Linked DNA regions of Homo sapiens: all the other regions are linked to region 3. The links are chromatin contacts, found by Hi-C or POLR2A ChIA-PET in ENCODE. All regions are on one chromosome and are shown on one strand. Each heading gives the region's core, a stretch centred on a gene start or an enhancer-like site at or near the end of the contact. The rest is flanking DNA. Distances are from core to core; before and after follow the strand shown. Region 1 holds the start of XXYLT1-AS2 (XXYLT1 antisense RNA 2). Region 2 holds the start of UBXN7 (UBX domain protein 7). Region 3 holds the start of TNK2 (tyrosine kinase non receptor 2). Region 4 holds the start of PIGX (phosphatidylinositol glycan anchor biosynthesis class X). Region 5 overlaps XXYLT1 (xyloside xylosyltransferase 1).

Region 1 (2,700 bases), core at 180-2,679, 760 kb before region 3:
TCCACTGTAGCCCTGTCCAGACCCACGTCCCACTGCAAGCTCCTGGAGGACAGGGTCTGGTTTCTCTCTACTGCATAGCCAAACCCTCGGCAAATGCCTGCCCAGTGAGCTTTCTATTCGGGCACAGAGTTTGGTCTATCCCAAGAGCACTCTTAGAGGCTACGCCTGCATTGCAAAGCCAAACACCACTCCGAGAGACTTTTCAGAGGAAAGAAGGGAATGTGATACCCACTTCTTAGCATTTTGAAGGCAGAACTCCATTTTTGTTTGTTTGGTTTCTTTTTTTAGAGACAGGGTCTCGCTATGTTGCCCAGGCTGGAGTGCATGGCTAGTCACAGGCGTAATCCCATTACTAATCAGCACAGGAGTTTTAACCTGCTTCATTTCCAGCCTGGGCTGCTTCATCCCTTCCTAGGCAACTTGGTGGTCCCCCGTTCCCAGGAGGTCACCAAGTTGATGCCAAACTTAGTGCAGACACCCACAGAATTCCTGGGCTTAAGTGACCCCCCTGCCTCAGCCTTCCAAGTAGCTGGAACTACAGGTGCAGGCTACCATGCCCAGCTGAAGGCAGAATATTAAGCTGAGGGAGAGGTGAGCCACTCAGTAAAATTTACAGTTCCTACAGCAAAAAGTCTATGTATCTTGTCCATGGGATATCTCTAAACAGCAGTACTGACTCAGTGTTGACACCGCAGGCATTTGCGTTTTCATTAAGTTTTATCTACCCTATCTCCCTCACGTTATATCTTCCTTGAAAGCAAGAGGCATGTCTTCTACTTCGTAATTCCTCATGGGACCAATCCTATGGCTCACACACACAATGAGCCAAATAAAAAACTGAGAATAGGCTGGGCATGGTGACTCACACCTGTAATCCCAGCACTTTGGGAAGCCCAGGCAGGTGGATCACCTGAGGTCAGGAGTTCGAGACCAGCCTGGCCAACATGATGAAACCCTGTCTCTACTAAAAATACAAAAATTAGCCAGGCATGGTGGTCAGCGCCTGTAATCTCAGCTACTTGGGAGGCTGAGGCAGGAGAATCGCTTGAACCCGGGAGGCGGAGGTTGCAGTGAGCCAAGATCACACCACTGCACTCCAGCCTGGGCGACAAGAAAGAAACTATGTCTCAAACAAACAAACTGAGAATAACAAACTTTCCCATGGACTGTCTTTACAAACAAAAACTGAATGTGAAAGTAACTTCTCTAAGACCAGTAATGGGACTACAGAGCCTGACTTAGCAGCTGGCCAGCACCGCGGAGGAAACGCCCTCTGACTACACATCTGTTCCTGCATTCACTCAACAAACATCGAAGTGCCTGGCATTGGTCTGCACGGCATAAACAGAACAGAAGGGCTGCCTCCCAGTCCCACCCCTTCCACGCATTCACTTCCTCACTCATTCTTTCAGGAGACACCTGTGTCAGGCACGACGTGGTGAACTTTTAAAAACGGATTCAGTAGTACCAAAATACTCATAATGTGCAGACAGACAAAAGAACTGGAAGGAGTCGTGTTTTCAGACACAGGAAGCTTTTCACGTGCTCCACCTGGACCTCATCTCTCAGCCTCACACTCCGATCTTCAGCAGCCCCCGCTATGCGCCCGAGTCTTGGGACGTCATCCCGGAGCTCCTAGCCTGCCCGGGAGGCAGAGCCATCAGGTAAGAGACGGTCACAATGACAGCAACACAATCCCGCTTGGGTTCTCTGTACAGAGTTTTCCTTTTAAAATACCTTTTCCACTGATGTTATTTAAAAATAACAACCTCAGAGTAGACTTCTGATCTCTACCACAGGGCAGGTACATCCCTCCCTTTTTATGAGTAATTCCTGCAGGGGTTATAGCACGGCCTCCAGGTCACACGGGCTACACAAAAACACTTAGCCCAGTTTTCTAACTCCCAGGGAGTGAAGGAATCACTATTTTAAAAGGTGGCAAGCTTTTTTCTCCTTTACTCAGATTTAACTCTGATAGAAACTGACAGGCTCAATCTTGGTTAATTTTTTTTTTTTAAACACGAGAACAAGGTTCAAGAAATTCATCTTCAGGTGTCAGAGAGACGAAAAGAACCCAATAGCTTTTATCTTCAAGTCCTACATTTATGCATCTCGTAATGAGGGTGATGGCTGGTTCCCTTACAACGGAGGGCTTCATGCCTAGTGAACAACGGACCTGAATTTATATCAGCCATAAAGCCTTCCAGACGTGACGGTCACGCTAACATCCTGACATGAGGCAATCTGCAGAGAGATGGAAAGTGTGCTTGGCTAGAGGTTAGTGCTGCCTCTCTCTATTTTCTTCCCTTGTACCAACTGATTTCAGACTGAGGAACTTGAAGACAGAGTGACACTATGAGCTCATATAACTCTCCTCAGCTCTAAACTCGGCCACAGCAGATGTGTTTTTAAGAAACTAATAGACTGAAAATGACATTTACAGACGAAATGCTGTGACGACTGAGATTCGTTTCAAAATAATCAGGGGAAGAGGAAAAGTGGGTGGGAGGAGACATAAAACAAAGATTGGCTAAGGGCTGATAGTTATTGAGGCTGCATGGATATTATAATATTGGGGCATCCAGAAATATTACATGATGCTTTCTACTTTTGTATATGTTGAAAGGTTTTCATAGTAAAAAGAAAAATCATACCAAGAGACCAGCAACATTTATCAAAGAAGGCTGACTTAGGTATAAG
Region 2 (2,700 bases), core at 66-2,565, 520 kb after region 3:
AAACAATATAAAATTTTACTTAACCAGATATTGCACGTTAAACTCTAGGAACATTAACAGTGGAAACATTCTCCGCATCTAACAAATTACGAGATAAAGTATAGATCCGTTGAGAGGGAACTAACATTCTGACCTCCTTCCAAAACGACAAACTAGAACGGCAAAATTACACTCAGGCACATTGGAGTACTCTTCTCTCAAATCACTCCACAGAGAACTTCATCATTTGCTCCGCCCTCTAATAACTCATGCAAGAAAAGTTCAGCACCATCAGAGAGAAACAAGACAGAGAGAATTCATAGAATGGCTTTAGGGCCTTTCCTCCAGGCGGTAAGAGGATCTGCGTGTGTCCTTCGCAGGGGTCCAAAGGGAGAGAACCTAGGCCTAGGGTTTCGGGGATACCGACACCCAGAAACAGATTTTCTCTCAAAGAAGTTTCTGCCGCCATCCCTATCTTATCAGCAGGAGGCCCCGGCGCCATCGTCTCCGTCTTTATGATTTTATTATGGGGAGGTGGGAAACGCCACCCTGGATTCTTCCAGGCCTCCCCTATTCAGCTTGGGGGTTCCCCCTCATTCTTCCCTCAAAGCCTCAGTCCCTGAGGTCCTCCTCAGCACCCCCCGCTTCTGGCGGCCTGTCCCCCGTGAAGTGTAAAGGCACGGCCGAACCCACCGGCCTTGCCGTGAAGGCGGGAGGGCCCGAACCCGCCAGGGCCACGGCGATGGCTCCGAGGGGCCCAGAAAGGGGAAGGGCAGGCCGGGGACCGGGGCAGAATGACCTGGCCGGGGAAGAAAGGAAAAAAGGAGGTGAGGAGATGCACCGCACCGCAGGGCTGCACAGAGAAGGGAAGATGATGAAGGAGGAGGAGGAGGGCGGTGGCCCGGGTGCGGCCCCCTACTCCTCCCGCCCCCGGGTCCCCGGGCCGGCGGGGGCGGACGGACTCGGCCCATTCCCAGGTCTGGGCTGGCGGGGGGTTGGGGGATCTCCCTCCACGCTACTAGGAGACAGAGAACGAGGGTATCGGGAGCGGGGGGGGGCTGTCTCCCGCCTGAACCCGGAGACCCCGACGCCGTCGTCGCCTCTTCCTCAGGAGGGAGGACGGCAGCTGTGGGTAAAGCCCGAAGGAGGAATGCCTGAAGGTAAGGGGAAGCCCGGGGCAGACCCGCTGCCCGCTCCGGACCCCACTCTCCACCTTCCGGTAACCGCGTCTCTTACCGGTAATGGTGGTGAACTGTTGAATTAACCCCTTCAGCGCCGAGGACGCCGCGGAGCCCCCGTGGGCAGCCATCTTACCGCCGCCGCCGCCGCCGAACAACAACACAGACACACACGGACTGCCCTCCCCCACTTCGCCGTGCGGTGTGCGCAGGCGCATTGACCGCCCCTCGAGCCCCGCCCCTCCCGTCCCCAGCGGTCTGCGCAGGCGCATTTTCCGACCGGGCCCGCGCGCTCCCAGCTCTCGGGTTGGCTGCTCGGTTGCTGCCTGCTCAGTGCATCCTTTTTGCCATTGCTGGTGCCTTCCTCTCCGGGCTCCAAGGCTAGCCTCGCAGGCGCGGTGTCGATTCCTAGATTCCGAAGGAAGCTTCGGTCTCGGCAGATAGTTCTTCGCATTTCAGCTTCGCAAGCTTTATTGACAGAGCCAACTGCCGATGACAGCATTTTTCTGTTTTGCGGTTGTACCGCACTCTATTAGGTTTCCTGCAGGTCCCATCAAAATGCAAACCCTACCTCCTCGCTTTGAAGCGACTCTCCCCGTACTCGCCCCCCAGCCTCTAAACTAATGGCTTAGCTAACCGATTGCGACGAGTGAAATACCAGAACCCTTCATGCCAAAGAAAGCACTTAGCGCGGGGTTGCCACCCAGTAGGTTTTCATAAACGATTGTTTAGTCTGCTTTCCTTAAATAAATTGGCCATCACGTCTCCCGTTAGGGTCTTAATGAGACCCCAAGAGGCGTCATTTGTATAAAAAGAAACTCTGTATATGCAGTAGAGGAAAGAAAACATATAGAAAGGAGACTGGAAAAGTGTGCTCAAAACGCTGGTAACGGTTACCTCCAGAGAAGAGAACGATCGGGACGATGGTCAAAGCGGACCTTACTTCGAGTTTCTTATTTATCTTTTTATTTTTAAACAAACATTATTGGCCGGGCGCGGTGGCTCATGACTGTAATCCCAGCACTTTGGAAGGCCGAGGTGGGAGAATCGCTTGAGGCAAGGAGTTCGAGACCAGACTGGGAAATATATCAAGAATCCATCTCAAAAAAAAAAAAAAAAAAAAGATATTCGTGTGTTCCTTGAATAATTTTAAGTATTTTGCAAAACAGTTACATGAGTGGGGTGCGCTCAAATCCAATAATCCCCCACCTTGCCCATAAAGTTAAAAGAGATTCCAAGTGATTCCGTTTGTTTTAGCCTCCCACCTTCCAACCTCCACCCACATATTTTGCATCTTCATAGGAAAATGGCCCAATAAAAGATGGGATGAGCTGTCTGAAGAATTGACACATCCTAAGAGTAAACATGCTATTGGGGAGAATTAAGAAAGAGCCATGTCAAATCAAGGGGTATAGTTTTTTGTTTTGTTTTGTTTGACAGGGAGTCTCGCTCTGTCGCCCAGGCTGGAGTGCAGTGGTGCAATCTCAGTTTACTGAAAGCTCCGCCTCCCGGGTTCAAGCGATTCTCCTGCCTCAGCCTCCCA
Region 3 (2,700 bases), core at 41-2,540:
TTGGGTGGCAGCGCGACAGGCATGGGATGAAGCTGACAGGCGGGTTTGAGTTTGTCTGAGGAGCGGGCTAACCGGCTCCTCCAGCAGCTGCTACCTCCAGCACCACTCCCTCTGCCCCCAGAGGAGAGCACCCAGTCTGGTTCGGGACAGGGGTCTGGGTCCATCTGACTCACAGCCACACCTCGGGCTGGGGCAGAGGAGGGTCCTCTAGCTAAGGCCCTGGGCAAGCAGCAACCCTGCACCCATCCCCACCCAGGGGCAGGGGAAGCAAGCACCTGACAGTGCCAGGTAAGAGGCGAACAGCTCTAGGAGAGTAAGGCCCACAAGCAGCCCGCCAAGCCCCCTGGGGGCACGAGGCGGAATGAGTAGGTCTGGCACTCAGGCCACGAGGGAGTCAACAAGCCAAATACAGCCCCCACCCTTGGCCCCTACAAGCCCTACCTCTAGACTGGGCTGGGAGCTCCTGTCCTGACAGGTGCAGAGCCCATGATACCACAGCGGCCCATCTGCAAACCTCCCCAGGGTGGGGCCACAGAGGCAGCCCAGAGCCCTGGGGTGCAAGTGCACCCTCCTCTCCCGCCCCTCTAACGCTGGGTCGTCCCACCCAGAGACGAGAGGGCTCACCAGTTGCTCTCCCTCCTTCCGCCCACTAATCATCCTTGGCTCTGGGCCCTCAGGGTAAATCAGCTGTGACAGGACGGCGTGGCAGAAGCGGGCCAGGCTCGTGCCGTACCCAAGCCACTAGCTGTCACACTCATCTCAGCTCACGTGACCAACAGGGTTACAAGATAAGGTTCTGTTAATCCCACGCTGCCCTCTTCCCTTCTGTGGGACGTGTTTTGAGGACTTGTGTGTTGACTGCACCATGCAGAGCATATAGCATGGAGGCACCCCTACTGCCATCGGGGGGCAGGTGGAGGGGGGACCGTCCTGCAGCTCCTCCCTGGGGCTACCCCTCTCTTCCCTCTGCACAGACCTGGCAGCCACCCAGACGTCCCGCCTGCTGCCTAGACTCTAAGAAGATGCCCTATCACTCCAATTACCATACACAGTACTGGCGGGGGAGAGGTCCTGCCTTGCCGCTGAAAACTGCACTGCTTCCTCCCTCCAGGGATGAAAGGCCAAAAGAACGAGGGCAGTGTGGAGTCTACGCTCTCGCCAGGGACCTGCAGCCTCTCACTTCCAAGCACACCAACTCCAGCTAACAGGACTGGGCTTCCTTACCTGCCGCCTTCCGCTGCCTCCCCGCAGACACAGCTTCAGCGACGCCCAGGCTGAGACGGCAGAAGAGGTTCCCGCCGGCCGCGGCCTGCCCTCAGGCAGTGGCTCCCAGAGCTCAGCGGTTCCCCGCACTCTTCTGCGCCCGACTCCCCATGCCCCTACATCCTGCGTCCCCTTCAGCCCCGGAGGTACCGTGGGGCCCGGGCCTGCCAGTCACCACCTCCTCCTCCGCCGGCGCCTCCGGGTCCTGAGCCCCTCGCCGGGTCCCTCTCCCTCCTGGGGCTCCTTCCCGTTCAGGTAGGTTTCCTGGACAGCCCGCACCACCTGTCCCTCCTGCACCCCGGGCAGCCAATTCGCCTCTTGCACCCCCAGGCGCCCCTCCCCCGCAGGCCCCCGGGGCCCCACCGGCCGGGCCCTCCCCACCAGCTCGGGGCGGCTTCGGGGCGCCGGGGCCGCTCCCAGGACCACCGCCTCCCGCCCGACGCTCTCCCACTGCCGCTCCCCCAGTTCGCCGGAACTTTCCGGCCCCTCCCTGCGCTCGCGGGGGCCTTCCCCGGACTCGGACGCCGGTTCGGGCTGCTGCAGCAGCCTCCGCGGGCTCCCCTCCCCGCGCTCCTGCACCCCGGCCCGGGCCTCGCCGCGCTCCTGCACTGCGGGGCTGCCTCCGCCCTTCTCCTGGTGCTGCCCGCGGGGCCCCAGCCCCTCCTCCTGCGCCACAGGCCAGCCCGCCGAGCCCGTCCACCACGGCGGGCGCCCCCAGCCCGCGCCGTCCGGCGGCCCCCACACCACCCCCCGGCTGGGCTCGTGGCCGCGGCCGCCGCGCTCCTGCAGCCCCGGGCCCACCCCGCCCTCCTCCTGCACCGCCGGGCCCACCCCGCCCCGCTCCTCCACGCCGAGCTTCAGCCCGCGGAGCTGCTGCGGGCCCCAGCTGAGAACCCCTACGCGCTGCGGCTGCTGCTCCGGCAGCGCAGGGCTCAGCCCGCCGCGCTCCTCCTGCGCGACCCGCCGGGGGCCCCCGACCGGCTCGGCCCAGCGCACTCGCTTGCCCCCCAGAGGCCGCGCGCTCCCACCCCTCCAGATGGTGCTGCCCTCGGCGCCCGCTCACACCGCCCGCCCGCCCCGGCCCTCCCCTCCCGCCCCGGGCCGCCCCCGAGTCCCGCGCCCGCCTCCCCGCCCTCGCCTCCGGGCGTCAACGTCGGCCCGCCGGGCGCCCGCCCCGCGCCGGCCCCCGCAGGTGAGCGCCCGCCCGCCGTCCCTCCTGCCGAGCGCCCCGAGCCCGCCTGCGCCTGCGCCTGCGCCGCCCCGGGGTGGGGGGTGGGGGGGAGTCGGCCCGCCCTCTTAAAGGGCCCGGCCTCATCGCTCCTCCCCCGGCTCCTCCCCCAGCCTCCGGGGCCCTACCCCGCTCTCCCCGACTCCCCCGGGCCCGGCCTGCGCCTTCCTGCGGTGCCGAGGAGCGGTGGCGCCCTGGGTGAAGAAGTC
Region 4 (2,700 bases), core at 7-2,506, 800 kb after region 3:
TAGACTCTTTTTAAAATTTAACTTTAATTTTTGCTAAAGTAATGTTTGTATTTGGAATATAAAATAATTCTATGAGGCTTATAACAACAAACTATCGTCCTTGGCCCTACTCCTCTTCATAGGGAGCCAGACTGAATTTTAAAAGGCATATCTTCCAAAATTTCTCTCTCCATTTCTTAAGAAACATGCTTATACTACCATTTTCAGTTTTTTTTTTTCTTTTGAAACAGAGTCTCCCTCTGTCGCCTAGGCTGCAGTGCAGTGGCGTGATCTCCCCTCGCTGCAACCTCCGCCTCCTGGGTTCAAGCGATTCTCGTGCCTCAGCCTCCCGAGTAGCTGGAATTACAGGTGCCTACCACCATGCCCAGCTAATCTTTGTATTTTCAGTAGAGACGGGGTTTCGCCATCTTGGCCAGGCTGGTCTCGAACTCCTGACCTCAGGTGATTCGCCCAAAGTGCTGGGGCTATAGGCGTGAGCCACCTGCCCGGCTATTTTCAGTTTTGGATAGTATGTTTTGACATACACTCTGTTTCCTCTTTGAGACACCCGCTCTAGAGCCCTCTATTCCACTCCAAGCCGCCTGGATGCTCTCTTGGCCTGCTTACAGATTCCACTCTGTTTAGGAAGAAGGACGGCACGTTTATCCAATTATTCTTCCTGGACACGAATACTCCTCTCCCCAGAGATCAGTAACTGCCCACAATCTTGTTAGGAAGCCCCACAGCACCTAAGGGTACGAATGTCCCCAAAGAGTAGACGATTCTCTCCCTACTCACGTCTCCACTAGTGCAAGGCTGGCTTTCTTACCCTTAGAGGAATACAGAAATGACATCGTCTGCAGGCCAACGTCTAAACAACCAGGAGTGGGTTTTTCCACCCAACCGCAGTGCACGCAAAGCCCCTAAGCCGACTGTGAGACCGGGCGGAGCCTGGCGCTGCAGGAAGAGGCGACAGCCACAGCCCTACTGACGAGCCCGAGGGGTGAACTCCCCGGCGGGAGGCCCGAACCCTCAAACACCGGGAAGCGGAGGTGGGGGCCGGCTGGGGGACCGGTCCACCGGCTCCCACCTCGGCGTACAGGGATTCCAGGTCCCGGCGAGCGCTGGCCTAGCGGTTTCCACAGCGACAGGCCGGGCGCGCGTCCCCGCGCGTGCGCAGCTCCTCGCCCGCCCCCGGGTGGGCGGAGCAAGGAACAGCTGGGCGGGGACGACCGCCCCACGCCGCGCGGGAACCCTTGGGGGCCGGGGCTGCAGGCAGCTGGGAACCGCGGGCGCTAGGCGCGCGCACCCAGCACTCGGTCCCAGCCGATAAATCTGGGGCAGCGCGCGGTAGGAGCTGCGGGCGGCCAGGCCCCTTCCTGCGTCCGCACCTGGCCCCGCGCGCCCCTCTCGGGCGTCCGGCTTCCGGCGTCCTGGCGGCTCGGGTGGCGGCGGTTCGGGCGGCCGCCTGGCTGCTCCTCGGGGCGGCGACCGGGCTCACGCGCGGGCCCGCCGCGGCCTTCACCGCCGCGCGCTCTGACGCCGGTAAGGGGGGCGGGGCTTGGGGGGCCAGAGCGTGGGAGCGGTCCCGGCTCCCGGGCCTCTCGGCGGGTTGCGGGGATGTGGGGACCCGGCGCGGGACCTAGATCAGTAGGGCGAGCCGGAGGAGGTCAGACACTAGAGCCGTGTGCCCTCCTTCCCTCCCGTGCGCTTTGCTCTGCGGCGGATCCCGGGTCTCCGGGAGAGTCGGGCTCGGGCCCTGCGGTTCCCAGGCTGGACTGGCCGCCCTGTTACTAAAGTTCTGAGAAGGAAAGTCAGCCGTCAAGCGTCTTGGGATGCTCTTGAGCTGCACGAAGCTTCTGATCACCAAGGGGCCAGGCAAGGCCTTAGCGCCCTGTGAGGCCTGAGAATCCCCAAACTGAATGTAGGACTCCGTGGCAAACTGCTAGTTGTTCGTGCAAGTAGTAGTTGGCAAACTGCTTGTACTACTGAGACGGGCAAGTGCGGGAATAATTACAATAAAGGGTAAGGTTTGATGGGAGGAAAGCACAAACCCTACAAGTTTCTCCATCTGTAAAATGAGGATGTTTCTGTCATCCTTGGTATCATTTAGATCCGTTTAGTATCTGTCAATCAGTGCAGTTCTGCTTGTGTGTTTACATATTGGGTTTTCAAGTTTATCTAAACAAAGGATTATGAGGCCAAGAAGATTTTTTTTTTGAGATGGAGTCTCACTCTGTTGCCAGGCTGGAGTGCAATGGCGCGATCTCGGCTCACTGCAACCTCCGCCTTTCCCAAGTTCAAGCAATTCTTCTGCTTCAGCCTCCCAAGTAGCTGGGATTATTACAGGTGCCCGCCACCATGCCCAGCTAATTTTTTGTATTTTTAGTAGAGACGGGGTTTCGCCGTATTGGTCAAGCTGGTCTTGAACTCCTGACCTCAGGTGGTCCACCCTCCTCAGCCTCCCAAAGTGCCAGGATTACAGGTGTGAACTACCATGCTCGGCCAGAAGAATTTTTAAACAGTTGGATTTGGTAATCTGTAGAGGCTTCCAACGTTAGCATTTTATAATTGAAAAGGGGTCAAAATTAGCGGGGCGTGATGGCGTGCCCCTGTAGTCCCAGCTACTCAGGGGGCTAAGGCAGGAGAATCGCTTGAACTAGGGAGGCGGAGGTTGCAGTGAGCCGAGATCGCGCCATTGCACTCCAGCCTGGGTGACAG
Region 5 (2,792 bases), core at 285-2,784, 700 kb before region 3:
CTCTGGCCCACGGGCTGCAATCAAGGTTGGCTAGGGCTCAACTATGTAAAGACTCAATTCCCCTCTCACTCGTGTGGCTGCTGGTGGGCCTCAGATCCTCCCTGGCTGCTGGCCAGAGACATCAGTTCCTCACCATGCAGGCCTCTCCACAGGGCAGCTCATATCATGGCAGCTGAATTCCTCCAGGCAAGGCTCAGAGAGAGAGACAGAAAGTGCCCAAGACAGAAGCAGCAGGCTTTTATAACACAGTCCCAGAGTGACAGGCCATCACTTTTGCCAGATTCTATTCACTAGAAGCATGTCAATAAGTCCAGCCTACATCAAGGGACAGGGACCCACCAGGGCACGACTCCTAGGAGGCAGGGATGACCGGGGGCCGTGTTAGAGGCTGCCCACCACATACCCCAACAGAGGTGGTATTTGGATGACACCTATTCCTTTCTTTTTTGTATGACAGGTGTTTGTACATTTATGTAAATGTCCAATTCCCCAACTAGAAAGTGAAGTTGTGAGGGCAAACCGCACATCTGACTCACATCTGTTCCCCTCCCCTCCTGTGCCTAGCACAGCACAGCATCCAGTCTCGGTGTCAGCTCTATATCTGAGAGTGGCAGTCAGCCCACCTGCCCACTGCCCACACGCCTGCCGAAGAGGCCCAGCTGGCTGCGTGTGGCACCACATGGTCCCACCTGCTCTGGTCCTGGCTGACTGGACCAACCACAACAAAAAAAATGAACAACGTATGACCTGCAGGCTGGCCTATGGGAAAATACCAAGAGACAACGCTCGTGACGGGAAAGTCACAACAAAGGCCATGCAAGCTTCAGTTCTGCAGGAACAGAAAAGCACATTTTTAGAAGGCAGCTGTAGAGAGGAGAAAATAAAGAAGTGTAGACAGAAACAATTATTCCATTAGAGAAAGAGAGAGAAGAAATCACCAAAAGATGGGTCCCAGAGCTACCCCTAATAAACCCTCTGTCACTGAGCTGAGCTGCATGAGTCCCACTTTCTCACGGGGGAGCGAGGTGAGGGAAAAGGAAGGGCAGACAAAGAGCGTCCAGAGTCCCCGGGAGGTCACTGGGCGAGGGCCACGACACCCAGCAGGGGGCTTGCAAGAGGAGTTTCCTTGAGGTTAGCTCCCAAATCAGCTCACAATCAGAAGCTCACTCCCATCCTAGGTGCCGTGAATTCTCCAAATTTCACAGGTCTGTGATTAAGGACTATGACAAACCTTATTATGTGATCAATGATGCTTTAAAAGAAAAAATACTGTACCTGACTCCCCCAACCCAAGACAGAAGGGAAGCCATCGCCCACCTCCCCTTACGTGGCTCACTCGCCTCTCAGGGGGAAGCTATCTCCCAGAGTGTAAGATGCCAGTGGGGTTAGGACAGGAACCGGCTCACCCTGTTAAGAAGCCAGTCCTCACTAGGGCAAGAAGCCTGTATGGAGGACAGACAGAGGAAGTGCAAAAGCCAAGGGTTAAGGCAGAGGAGACCTACGCCAGGTCCCCGGAGACAAGCCGCTCTCAAACTGTCTTGTCATCGAGTGCCACACCCGCTGGACCCCACTCACGTGGTGGAGTCACTCCGCTGCTGCGTGCTCCTGTCCACACAGGGTGGGAATCCTCCTCACCCCCTCGGCCCCATCAAGGGCTTTCAGATTTTACAGAAACGTTCCGGCTCTTGCCATCTCAGCCACATCAGGCCCGACTTAGGACCCTCTGGGACCTTTACAACCCCAGAGGTCAGTGTCAGGCAGCCCCACCGAAGCCGCACACTTGGGCCCTCCTGACAGGCAGAGCCGGTGACAGGGCTCGGGCGAGGCCTTCAAGCCAGAACGGAGAGCTCAGCAAGCCCAGGCAGTGGGACGGCAGAGTGTGGGTCTGAACCAGAGAAAAAGGCTGCAGCACAGGAGGGATGACCGGGGAGCAGCAGGAACGCTGACCAGGAAAACCCGCCAGGCAAGGGGAGGCCGGGCCCACACCCTGCAGCCCACTCTCTCTGGAGGCCCAGCTATCGCCCGGAATATTCCAAAGGCTATCCAGAAGCCAGAGTAAGGGGACAGAAAACGGAAAAGCAGGCCCGAGACTCCGTCCAAGGCGGCTGACCAGCAGGACCTGGCCATCAGCAACTACACACAGGACTTGAGTACAGAAATGAGTCTTCTCCAGCCAGGGACAGTGCACAAAGTTCGGGACAAAGAGAAGACGCTCAGCAGAGTCAGCCCCAGAGGCGGCTTGGCAAACACACCAGAGGGACACACAGGGATCTGACACCATCTGGGCAGCAGCAGCTGCAGTCCAGGCTGAGGCCCCGGCCGCCCGCACACCCTGGCCCAGAATGCCTGCTCGGCCCCTCCCCCAGCCTTCACCCCAAGCCTTCAAGGCTAACCTCTCCTCATCCTCCTCAAAGCTTCCTCTCTGTGCCCTGACAGAACTGACAGCACCTGGTGCATTCTCCGTGCAAACAACCCCCACACCCCGCTGAAGTCAGGACAGGACAGGACGCTGCTCTGCTGACCTCTCGCCTCTTGCTCCCTGTGTGACACCCACTCACTTGGGGTCCCTCCACCAACCGGAAGGTGAGCTCCCCAAGGGCAGGACTGCTGTCGTGCCCCAGTGCCCTGAACACAGTGGGCAGGAGGACGGACTCCTCATGGGTGAGGCGAGGCCCAGAAAAAAGTTGGCTGACGTCCTGGCAAGAAGTAATAAGAGCCAGCTGATGCCTTTGACCGATAGCCAAGAATTTAAAAGAAGATCTTGACAAATTAAAAGACAGAATCTAATGAAG

What was found. A loop is a pair of places that touch in the nucleus more often than their neighbours do. ChIA-PET counts read pairs that join two places held with the same protein, here RNA polymerase II (POLR2A). Pooled maps may share reads with other maps.
Region 1: a pooled map shows a loop between it and region 3 (7-fold over the local background). The contact joins the promoter of XXYLT1-AS2 here to the promoter of TNK2 in region 3. A Hi-C loop is called at or near these places in 12 of 37 single-sample maps with no recorded cell type and 4 of 50 pooled maps.
Region 2: a loop to region 3 is called in a pooled map, with 7 times the contacts of the local background. The contact joins the promoter of UBXN7 here to the promoter of TNK2 in region 3. A Hi-C loop is called at or near these places in 6 of 37 single-sample maps with no recorded cell type and 9 of 50 pooled maps. POLR2A ChIA-PET finds 5 or more read pairs at or near these places in 3 of 52 experiments (GM10248, Panc1 and activated naive CD4-positive, alpha-beta T cell).
Region 4: a loop to region 3 is called in a map of naive thymus-derived CD4-positive, alpha-beta T cell, with 7 times the contacts of the local background. The contact joins the promoter of PIGX here to the promoter of TNK2 in region 3. A Hi-C loop is called at or near these places in 1 of 168 maps with a recorded cell type or tissue (naive thymus-derived CD4-positive, alpha-beta T cell), 4 of 37 single-sample maps with no recorded cell type and 7 of 50 pooled maps.
Region 5: a map with no recorded cell type shows a loop between it and region 3 (4-fold over the local background). The contact joins the enhancer-like site here to the promoter of TNK2 in region 3. A Hi-C loop is called at or near these places in 1 of 37 single-sample maps with no recorded cell type and 2 of 50 pooled maps. POLR2A ChIA-PET finds 5 or more read pairs at or near these places in 1 of 52 experiments (Panc1).

Annotation. Positions count from the first base shown.
Region 1 is chr3:195,146,442-195,149,141 of GRCh38, forward strand. XXYLT1-AS2 (XXYLT1 antisense RNA 2) reads left to right here and starts at 1,430. Exons shown (of 2, transcript NR_102711.1): 1 at 1,430-1,664. All of the region lies in intron 3 of XXYLT1 (xyloside xylosyltransferase 1), which reads right to left. It also overlaps the pseudogene RN7SL36P. RefSeq lists enhancers at 1,148-1,257, 1,498-1,547.
Region 2 is chr3:196,431,112-196,433,811 of GRCh38, forward strand. It overlaps UBXN7 (UBX domain protein 7), which reads right to left and starts at 1,316. Exons shown (of 11, transcript NM_015562.2): 1 at 1,216-1,316. The coding sequence starts at 1,288. It overlaps UBXN7-AS1 (UBXN7 antisense RNA 1), which reads left to right and starts at 274. Exons shown (of 2, transcript NR_046745.1): 1 at 274-330; 2 at 1,091-1,923. RefSeq lists enhancers at 73-847, 424-473, 848-1,621, 1,554-1,633 and silencers at 1,184-1,243, 1,264-1,513.
Region 3 is chr3:195,907,261-195,909,960 of GRCh38, forward strand. TNK2 (tyrosine kinase non receptor 2) reads right to left here and starts at 1,291. Exons shown (of 16, transcript NM_001382273.1): 1 at 1,225-1,291. It overlaps TNK2-AS1 (TNK2 antisense RNA 1), which reads left to right and starts at 816. Exons shown (of 2, transcript NR_145450.1): 1 at 816-1,518; 2 at 2,605-2,700. RefSeq lists silencers at 1,505-1,754, 1,805-1,994, 2,045-2,694.
Region 4 is chr3:196,711,121-196,713,820 of GRCh38, forward strand. PIGX (phosphatidylinositol glycan anchor biosynthesis class X) reads left to right here and starts at 1,257. Exons shown (of 6, transcript NM_017861.4): 1 at 1,257-1,524. The coding sequence starts at 1,413. It overlaps CEP19 (centrosomal protein 19), which reads right to left and starts at 1,130. Exons shown (of 3, transcript NM_032898.5): 1 at 809-1,130. RefSeq lists silencers at 880-1,192, 1,027-1,656.
Region 5 is chr3:195,207,762-195,210,553 of GRCh38, forward strand. All of the region lies in intron 2 of XXYLT1 (xyloside xylosyltransferase 1), which reads right to left. Among named protein-coding and RNA genes, the nearest start is that of XXYLT1-AS2, 61 kb to the left of the region's middle. Within about 2 kb of position 1,535, at least 24 of the 41 ENCODE cell types and tissues checked have a DNase peak (open chromatin) inside an H3K27ac peak, as active enhancers do.